2 separate regions of the Homo sapiens genome follow, and region 2 is linked to region 1. A link is a loop called in an ENCODE intact Hi-C map of the cell type or tissue named here. Cell type or tissue: chondrocyte. All regions are shown on one strand. Links, peaks and the distances in the headings refer to the core of each region. The heading gives the core; the rest is flanking DNA. Region 1 overlaps RARB (retinoic acid receptor beta). Region 2 has its middle 330 kb from the start of THRB.

Region 1 (5,380 bases), core at 1-5,000:
TTTTACTGGGCAACATGAAATAAAAGATGCAGTTTGAGAGCATCAGAAAGAGCAAAGACAAGCTTCCATACTAACTAAAGTAGAATATCTTCAGCCTTATCTTGTCATACTGTACAATAGTCCTGTCAATAGTCCTGTTTCCTTACCTTGATGTCTTGACTATTCCATGAAAGCAAGACAGTTATCTTTTTGAACCTAGGTAGACGTGTACAGTAGTCTATTTCATAACCTTGGTGTCATGGTTATTTTGAGTATGCAAGACAAAAGGAAAGCACCAAACATACAGTATAGAAAGAACAGAGCCATACTTCTGTATGTACAAAGTCTTCAGAAACTTAACCAGGGGTAAATCATTTTGACTGGGTCTTTGCCATGCAATCTTGAGTGTTCAAAGAGGAAAATAGAAGCTTTTAACTAGTTTCTGGTTGCATGAAATGGCTGATTTTTTAAAATTGGAAAAGTTTGTATTTCTAGGTAAGTTACACAGTGAGGAGTATATATATTGATACATATGAAAACTTCTTGGTCCTTCTTGAGTTTTAATATCTTTTCAGTCCAAAAACTAAGCAGCAGTAAAAATGTTTTTTCTTGCATTTTAAATCCTGGAACTGAAGGTACTGGGGAATGTTTGAAGTAGCTAGAAAATGTCTTATTGCACGAGTGGTGACTGACTGACCCCACTGTTTTCCACTGAGCTGGGTGAGATGCTAGGACTGTGCTCTGCTGTGTTCCCACTTGAACTTGGGGTCAAGGGTTCATGTCCTTCAGAATTCTCCAGCATTTCTTGAATGAGAGGTGGCATTGATCCAGGAATTTCCATTTTCAAGGTAATTACACGCTCTGCACCTTTTCAAAAGAGATAATGGAAATATGGTTAAGATAAGGAGTTAAGCTATGACAGATAACCAGGGACCAATTTTCATATATTTTAACAGAGGTGTTTCCTAAGATTCTTGCTTAGGAATTATGAAATGTAGATATCAGGTGGCTTTTTGTTGAAAAAGATCTATCGATTACTATCACACTCATAAATACAAAGAAAGATAAATGTATTTGGAATGGGAACTGCATCCACCAAAAATCATGTGTTAGTTTATTGCAAAGTTAGTTAGATTGGGTTCTCAACCAGCTCAGACTCATAGTATGTTGATAGAGAGGGTCTTTTTATGATCTGCTAGAACTTCATTCGTCTTTTATGCAAGCAATAACTGATACAATTGCTCCTTTTGATAACAGAAAATTATGCAAACAATGCCTCCCAGAGGCTATCCTTATTTTACACCATTAAAACATTTTTACTTTGTGGAAAAGCAGCTGAGATATGGTGACGTTTAAATATGATGTCTTAGTTTCAGGAAATAACAATTTACAAAGAGAAGTTCCTGATGAAAGAAGTGTATCTTGAAAAAGACAGGTTGATGGCAGTTACCCACAAACAGAGGAGTTCACGATGTGCAGTGACTATTGACAACTAGATTTAGCAGCACTCTGTCCAGTACAATACCCACTAGGTAGCTAAATTTAAATTTGTTAAATAAAATGAGAAAAACAGTGCCTCAGTTGCATAAGCCACACTTCAAGTGCTCGAGAACCTCTTGTGTCTGGTGGCTACTGAACTGGACAGTACAGATTATTTCTGTAATTGCAGTAAATTCTATTAGATATCACTAGTCTAGTCATCTATACAGAATGATAGTATTATGTTAAACAGCCTCATTTTTAAAAATCAAAGATACCGTATTCACAACCACACTGGTATCTGCTGTTTACTTCTACTCTTAATTCCATGCAAGGATGAATTCAGAATGCTCATCTAGGAGACCTCTTAGAAGGAGCTCGAGTTAAGACTGCTTGTCAAACAAGTTCCCTGTGCTTTTAAGCACTTTCTGAAATACAGAGTTTATTCCTTGGCTAGCAAACATCTTCAGAGACAGAGTAAGTAGTCTGATGGGGAAAGGAGAATGACAATAGCCCATTTGGTACCAGGGATAGCTGCTGAGTTGTCTCTCTACATAGAAAAACCTTACTGTTAAACACTCAACTGTGATATGGATCTAGGCACCTCTATTAATTGCTTGAGTTGCTACATAAACAGAAAATCACTAGGCAAAGAATATACCTCTTAGGCAAGAATTCCTTTGCTTAGAAGTGTGCAGAAGAAAATCTGCCTATATACAAAAGAGCAATGGCTAAAGTGATTGAGAGAAACTTAACAAAGGTTTAGATATTCAAGAAAAACTGGAGTCAAGGTAACATAAACCAGAGATGTGTAGAAAGCTGGAATTAAATGTATGAACCTAGAGAATTAGCCTGTTTTAGTACATTCTCTTGAAAACAATGTTTTTCTAATCAGTCATGAATTTTAAAGCTCTCAATCGTTAAGATAATTGAATAGGGTAAGATTTGAGGTGTTTTTTTTTTTTTTTTAGAGGGGGGAGGGATAGTATTTCCTTTTGATTTCAATGAGAAATGAGTTCCAAGACTTTAAAAGCAGCCATTAAACATCCTGAATTGAATAAAGCAACACAACCTGGTAAGGCCCTCAAGTCCACTGTGTGACTACAGTACTGAGAGCACGAAGACATACCTTTAGCACTGATGCTACGGAGATCTGTGATTTTCATTAAGATCTTTGGAAACATGTGAGGCTTGCTGGGTCGTCTTTTTCTGATATAAATTTTTAGTGCTTCCAGCAATGGTTCTTGTAGCTTATCTACTTTTGTCGGTTCCTCAAGGTCCTGGCGGTCTGGATACCAGGAATAAAGTATTAAACAAAATCAGGATTTATGCCCTTTTCCCCTCTTCCTTGTTTCCTTATTCCTACTGTTATGAGTTCATTAATTTGGTAATTCAATTACATACACAAATTTGCAGACTTATGCAGTTGCTTTAAGCAGTGATACTTGAAAAACAAAAAAAAACTGCCCCCCCTTGGTAGTATAAACATTTTGATGCCTGGTTGCTTTTGTCCCAGGGAAAGAATTACCTCCTTTGACCAGAAGGTGTCACTACCAAACTGAATTAAAACAAATCTTGAGCAGGATGGTTATTTTAGCATAAAATAAATCTGCTCCTTAATTAAAACCATTACTTTTTAACCACTTACGATTCAGCCTCCTATAGGCCAGTAGGGGTCACTACAAAGAAGAAAGCTAAATTTTATCCCAGTCCTGCAAGGGTTGGTGGGAGGGCCCAGCCAAATACTTGTATGCCTACCCACTAGATAACAAACAGCACATACAAGTCCCTTGTCATCATTCAAATGTCCCCAGACAATTCATTTTATAATAGTGTGATCCTGCCTTTAAGAAAAAAAATCTGTGGCAATTGGAGTAATAGCTTTTTGGGATTTCTTTCTGAGCAGAAGGATCCCAAATACCATTAGTTAATTTGTAACAACATGGAAAAATACAATGAAACCAGGCATGTATGCCTGGCTTTATTCACATGTTTTCCCATGTAAAACAACTCCAAAAGGGAAATGAGGAATTTTTCACAAATTACAAGTATAAACTGTTCTTCATGGAATTTCATGAGGCTTTTCTACATAGTTGGTACCTCCACAGATTAAGCAGATGGCACTGAGAAGGCCTGTTTCTGTGTCATCCATTTCCAAAGGCAGGAGCTGGTTGGCAAAGGTGAACACAAGGTCAGTCAGAGGACCAAATCCAGCATTGTGCATCTGAGTTCGATTTAGGGTAAGGCCGTCTGAGAAAGTCATGGTGTCTTGTTCTGGGGTATACCTGGTGCAAATTCTAAGAATCTGGAAGGAAAAAAAAATTGATGGATGTTCTAAGCCATCCTGTCCTGAAATCATCAATCAGATGTAAGCAGGAAATAACATGAAGATTTCCAAGGAGCTCTTGGGGCAGTCTGTCCCCCTTTCACATGTTGAATGTCTTCTTTAGCTCTTTCATTAAGAGACTACAGAAGTCAAAACCCAGGGGCTAAAGTTTTTTAGGAAACACTAAACAGGACATAAGAAATTTTGAGAAATATCTTTTTAAAAGTAATTCATTACTTGACTCAAATAAACATTTACTGAGTGCCTAATTATGTCCCAGGCACTGTGCCAGGTGCTGGAGATAAAAAAAAAAAAAGATGAATAAGATTCTATTTTTTAAGAGCTTACAGTCTGCAATAAATGACAATTTATTAAATGCATAGTATATATCAAGTTTTGTACATACCCTACATTCAATCTTTCAAACAGCTTGGTAAAGTGAATATTATTCTTATTTTACAAATGAAGGACTTAAGGCTCAGAAAGGTTAGGTGATGTGCCCAATGTCACATAGTTAACATGTAACTGAATCTGACTCAAACCCAAGTTAGGCTCTCTCTCCCATGATGCCTCTGATCACACGGTTACACAGGCAGCTGTAATACAAGGGACATGAGTGAAACCAGCAAGGTACTAGGGAGTTCAGAAAAAGGAAAGCTCAGAAATAGCCAGGAGGAAATCAAGGGCAGATCCATAAAGAGGTAGCATTTCAACCGAACCCTAAAGTGTAGGCAGGATTTCTACAGGCAAAAAGCCTGAGTCACTCTGCCAGAGTCTCCCAGTCCCACCCAGTGTATGCTTGACACATAACCCTGTTGGCCCCCTGGGGCGCTAGCTACTAAGGAGACTCTTGCTCACTGCCCTGTGCCTCTAGGCCTCACTCAGAGCAAAACAAACTAAAAATGCCTTGCTTCTGTAGATACTCAATCCTGGTTCATGTTTCCACTGCCCTATTAAGCCTAAATGCTGGTAAGGAGCTCCGTGCATTGCAGAGCACTTCCCCACCCAGAACCACATTTCTGCACCGACAATAAAGGGTCTCTGCTGACCAGGTTTCCATACTTGACTTTTCTCTCTGAAAAAGTTTCAGAGCTGCTTGAAGCACAGAGAGAAGTAAATCCCACCTGGACAAAAGTGAATAACTCAGGAGGTTGAAGAAGTTGAAAGTTTTTCCCAGATAATGGCATTCAATTTGACTGGGTATAGTCCTGTGAATGTCCACCTCAGTGTCAACCTACAGGAGGGCAGATGTGATCAGAAAGGCCTGCATTATTCCTGTTACACAGCCATGTGCAGAGAGGAGTGGCCTCTGAGGAAGACACAGGACCTCTACCTAGGAGGAGTAGTAAAGCCCTCTCCATCCTGCCCATATTCCCATCAGGTCTCCTAAAAGAAAAACTTCTGTCAAATCTCTCATCTTGTCAGGGAAACACTGGGGGTTTGGGACCAGGACACTTCCCATGGGGAAGACAGTCCTATCTGACTGGTGGTGGATCCACAAGAGCCTCAAACCCACTGGACCACATGAACCATGATGGGACAGTTGTACTGCAATGGTCACATGCTTTTGGGTTCTCTAAATCTCCAAGAAGGCAG
Region 2 (5,380 bases), core at 186-5,185, 770 kb after region 1:
TGTTATGATTTGCTAGCAAAGAAGTTTAGGGTCTGTCCATCTCCTAATTACGTATATATTGTTAAAGCTACCTGAGCCAAGTTAAATAAAATAAGGATGCCTAAAGTAGGTTAAATTTGCATTCTGATTATTTGCAACAGTTTCTAACCCCACAGTTTTTTTTTTTCCTTCATGCTTTAGGTAAGAATTACCTACTAGTTCCCCCCCACCATATCTATAAGCATCATGTATTTTTTTTTGTCCAAGAAGGAATATACTATACAATTTAGCTATTCATTTATGCAAATGATGGTAAACAGAATTATAAAGACAGATAATAAACAGCAAATGAGGTTATTTTGTTTCACGCTTTCTGTTGTCAGAGTTCTGAGCATGGTTTAGTGTTTTCTATTCATGACTTTATATTACCAAATTACTCCCTGATGGCGTCTCAGATGTGCTTTTGTCTGCAAATGAGAAGGAATAAAATACCAGGACATTAACGTTAAATTACAATCGTTAATGGCGTAAATACGAAAATAATTACTGCATCATACCATCAATTGTTATGTGTTCATTACTGAAGTTCTTGTAAAGCCTTCATTTTCTTGTTACAATTATTTTTTGCTTTATTTTTGTCTGGCTATTTTATAGCCCTGACAGTACTTTAGCAACATTCAGCAGTTACACAAGCCATTTAATCCGGCTCAAAGCTTCATTTAAACTTCATTTAGCTGCATTTTATTTGTGTATATATGCCTTTTACTTCTTTCTGACTGTCAAAAGGTACTTCTGGAGTAGGTGCTGCAAAGATGTGTCAAAGGAGGCTATCTAAAACCAGCAATAAACTTCAGAGAGGGTTTTAGACTTACTTTAACATGGCTCGATAAGATACCTTTATTAAATAATCAAACTTATTGCACCCCCATCCTGTAAAATTTTAGCTTCAGGGCTCTTTTCTTCTTCTTCTCCTACTTCTAGCACCTCTTTTAAAAATTAATTTATAAATCTGCGTCCAATTAGGCAAGATGCTTTTAAATCTCGGCTCTCGACTCTCTCCCATTCGGTTTCTTATCCTCCGCTCCGCCTCACCTGTCTTTCTCCCGCTCCTACCTCTTTCCTCTTCTCTCAGTGGTCCCTCCATAACTGGCAGGACAGGGACCCCCTCCAGATAGACAGACGGACAGACACACACACACACACACACCCCACACTCTGGCCGCCTGGTCCTGGAAGGGTCGTCCAAATGCACCCTTTTGTCTGTTCCACTCCGCGACCATCACTTCGCCTCTGCCTGCTTGCCTCCGGCGGGGAGTGTCAGGGAAACTCACCCCGCGCTGAGAGCTGGAAGGGGGCGGGGCGGAGGGGTGTGGAGGCACAGCGGGCGGTCCAGCACCCGAGCATCCTTAGCCACGGCGCGCGCGCACGTACACACACACACACACACACACGTCTTCTGTCACCTGTTCACTTTCAACGCCAGCTCTAGCTCTAGGTAAAACTTATCCCTCGTACCCACCCCCACCCCCACCTCCGGGAGTCCACCTACAAGACATCGGCGTGCACACCTTTTTCAAAATATCTGGAGGGAGAAAAGTGCACACTGGGGCACACTGCAATTACATAGATTCCAAGTACCTCTCTCTTCTCTGTTTTTCCGCCCATCGTCTCTACAATCACACACAGCCTCTTCCTGCCAAAGCGCGCACACAGCAAGAACCCCTTCGCGGCTGACAGTCCAGGCTTAGAGCCTCAGCCTCCAGGGCTCGGTCCCTGGCCGCGTCCCTGTGTCCGGCGCCAAGCCCCTAGTACTCTTCTCCAACTCCTGCCATGTGCAGCCTGGCGCTACCCGCTCCCTAGGCCCAGCCAATGCTCAAACTTTTTCTCGCCCTTTCTTCGGCCCCAAAGCATGCTGCAACCCAGAGGTCCGACACCCCGGCCTGGAGCTTAGATCCCCACAGGGGAATGGAGCGAGAACCTCTGCTCCCAAGGGCGCCAGGTTTCGCCGTGCCCAGCCCTAAGGTGCGCAGGACAGCGCTGGACCCGGCAGGGACGCGAAGGGAGCCGGGGCGGATCCGGCTGGCAGGTGCAACTTGCCAGCGACTCCTGGGTTCACGCCCCTGGGGAGGGCGGGTTTGGCCTAATGAGAACAAAGCTGGAGTCCGGGGAGACTGTCAGACAGGCGCTAAGACAATAGCAATAAAGGGAACTTGGAAGAGGACTGCTGCGCAAAGTTGTCCGCGAGTCCAGATGTCCTGGGATCGGTCGCGGGCTCCCGCTGCAGACCCCCCAACCCCCAGCCCCCGGCCCCGCCGCGGTACACGCAAAATCCCTGCTAGGCAGCCGGTCCCTGGATGCCATGCAAATGCCCTGGTCTTCCAGACCCAGCTTGGGGCTCCGGGGACGCTAGGGGCTTGGACAGCAGCCACCCAACAGGAAGACCCGCCAGCGCGCTCTCCTGGCTTTACCTTTTGGCGGGCTGCCTTGGAGTCCGCGGCGCGCCGCCCGCTGGCTGTGCCCTCAGCCCCTGCCGCCGCCGCTGAGAGCAGACAGCGGGAGCCCGGCTCGCTGCGCCCCGCCCCCTGGCGCCAGGCCCCGCCCCCGGGCGCCACGTCCCGCCTCTCCACGCTGGCCCGCAACCGCGCGGAGCCACGACGGCCCAGTGGGGTTTCCGCGTGAGCTGAGCCGGAGGCGGCGGCGGCCGCGCCTGCTACTGCTGCCACTGCTGCTGCTCTGGTTGCTGCCCCTGCCGCCTTCACCGCTGTGGCTGATGCATGCCACAGGCCAGCCAGGATGTCCCAAGTTGCCAAGGGGTACCGCCACCCTCCTCCGCAACAAAAGAAAATGAACTCCAGAATAGGACTACTCTGAGTGGGTTACATGCACCTGCAGCATCAGCATCACCTGGGGGCTTGCTAGAAATGCAAATTTCTGGGCCCTAACCCAGATCTAGTGAACCAAAATCTCTGGGAAGGGGGCCTAGCATTGTGTATTTTATGAAGCTCTCAGGGAGATTCCAAGCACATTAAAGTTGGAGAAGCACCGCCAAGAGAACTAAGTGGCTGATGAGATGCATGCTCCCTCAGTCCTGAGACCCACGAGCCCACCCTGGCTGAGGGTTTAACTTGGCAGTGTTTGCGAAGCTCAAGAGTACTTGTCTGCGCCCTGGATGTCATTCATCTTGCTTTATTGACTGAGAAGTCTTTAGAGATAAACAGAGGGGGGAATACATTTACTTCTGATCTGACAGCTCTAATGAGCTCAAAGAAGAATTCTGTAAACATTATTAAGTGTAATAAACACGTGTCGGCATCAGGCAATCTTCTCTGGAGAAGGCTTGGCAAAAGCCGGCATGAGCCAACGTTTTATTCATAATGTCTTTTTAACTTTATGTTGCCTGTGTAATAGGCCTTTGGCTTTGCTGTTGCCCAGACGGAAAATCATTACCCCAGTAATGGATGAGCCAGTTCAAAAGGAGAACCACTGGGACGCTGAGCACTTTCATTCCTAAATGCTATGTATGAGACACGAGGGAAACCATCTTCTGCCAATGTGCCATTTTAATTATCTAACTGGTGTACAGGTTTCTTGTTTCAACTTCCTAAGGCATCAACTATAGAAAACAAATAAAACTTAGCCATTCACTCACCATTTGTAGTGAGTTCTCCTTCTCACTTTTTCCCACTGTACTTTCCAGAACTTTGGACATTATTACATACAGATGTTCCTAGACTTGCGCCAGGGTTACCTTCTGATAAATACATTGTAAATTGAGAATATAAAAAATGCATTTAATACATATAACCTACTGAACATCAGAGCTTAGCCCAGTCAGAACACTTATAGTCGGTAGCCTACAGTGGGGCAGGATCATCTGGTAACACAGTACACTGTAGAATATCGGTGGTTTACCCCGGTGATTGCAAGGCTGGCTGCCACTGCTGCTGCCACTCAGCCTCTCTCTCAGGAGTATCCTACTGCTTTAGCACTATCGTAAAGTCAAAAAATTTAAAAACCGTAAGTTGAACCATCTTAAGTTAGGGACTGTCTGTACTGGGGGAATTGATGATCTATTGCCAGGGAAGAAAATGATGACACTGCCTTGACCTCCACTGCTAGCTCTAGGAATTGATTCTGGTTTTGAATATTTATTTGGGGTAGATGTAGAAGTTTGAACTGATTCTGGTTTTCAATGTTTATTTGGGGCAGATGTAGAAGTTTGAAGTTCCAGTCCTCAAGAAAGCCTGGTCAAATCCTTACTCTGGTGTCCAGAGCAAGTGAGCCTTCAAAAAAACCTCTTCTCTACCACCTTCATGTTCCCCTCCTTCCCAAAAAATGTCAACCTGCTCTCAGCACCAAAAGCGTTACCATTTTAAGTAATGAAAGAGAAACATTATTATCAAGAAAATCAGTCCATCAAAGAATCCAAAACAGTTTGGCTTCTCTTCCCAAATTCCAAGAGTAATATATATGGGAGAAAAGACTAGAAATCTGGAACCACAGTGCTTATTCTAGAAAGGATATAGAATAGGAAAGAAACGAAAGACAAGGAAAGGATGAAGGAACAAAAGAAGGGAAAGAAGGAGGCAGGAGGAAAGAAGGTAAGAAGAAAGAAGGAAGGAGAAGGAGAATGGGAGGAGAAAGGAAGGAAAAGAACATTAACCGCTACTAAGACTTTTGAAATTAGAAAGAAAATTGGAAAGAGATGGCAGGATTAATTGGGGACAATGTGGCAGGGAGCTCCATGCTTATCCAACTGTATGTCAAGAGTAGGTTTCTTAGGTCAGTTTCCAAAGGAACAGACCCTGAGTAAGGATTCAAGTGATTTATTAAGAAAGTGCTCATAGGAGAAATCAGTAAGAACATTGGGGAGAGTGGCAGGGGCAGCAGAACAGGAAAGGAGAAGAAGCTGAACAAGGGTCCAAAAGTCCCACAGCAGTGGATAGGGCTTGGCTTGATTCTGCAGGGAACTTCTAGAGTTTAAGTTAAGCCTCTAAATTGCCCCACACTGAATGAAGAGAGCTAGGCAGTTTATTGGTAAACAGCCTCCCAGGGGAAATAAACTTCTTGGCACATCTGTAGGCTCCAGTAGCTTGAGGGCAGTCTTTCAGAGAAAAAGAAAAGCAAAGTTGCTAGTAGTTGAAAGCAATGGAACTCAGAAATTTGGGGGAGGTGGGATGTCACCACAAAAAAATTGTAAAAAGAATTGTATAGTATGTGAGTTGATTCTTGACTTTGTCTACTTCAGACAAAGCCAAATGTGAGTTTTCCATTTTGGGTACCAAGCATGAGCTGAGTGGCTAACACCCCACCCAAGAGGGCTTGACATTGGGAAAGAGAACCTCAGCAAGCAGTGGCTATGGGATGTCCTACATGATGGGATAGCCGGGGAATTAAAGAG

The links. A loop is a pair of places that touch in the nucleus more often than their neighbours do. Peaks named below come from ENCODE experiments on the same cell type or tissue, not always from the same donor. Only the 100,000 strongest peaks of a DNase experiment are listed, where the experiment ranks them.
Region 2: a loop joins it to region 1, with 2.5 times the contacts of the local background. A loop is called at or near these places in 3 of 110 quality-filtered maps.

What each region holds. Positions count from the first base shown.
Region 1 is chr3:25,591,886-25,597,265 of GRCh38, reverse strand. RARB (retinoic acid receptor beta) reads right to left here. Exons shown (of 8, transcript NM_000965.5): 6 at 3,559-3,763; 7 at 2,588-2,746; 8 at 1-846. The coding sequence ends at 650. Among named protein-coding and RNA genes, the nearest start is that of TOP2B, 70 kb to the left of the region's middle. In chondrocyte, for the core only: CTCF peaks have their summits at 2,825, 3,044 (motif pointing right) and 4,601; a DNase peak (open chromatin) is centred at 4,617.
Region 2 is chr3:24,826,471-24,831,850 of GRCh38, reverse strand. It overlaps a transcript of RARB not described here. Among named protein-coding and RNA genes, the nearest start is that of THRB, 330 kb to the right of the region's middle. In chondrocyte, for the core only: a CTCF peak has its summit at 2,459; DNase peaks (open chromatin) are centred at 1,265, 1,770 and 2,550.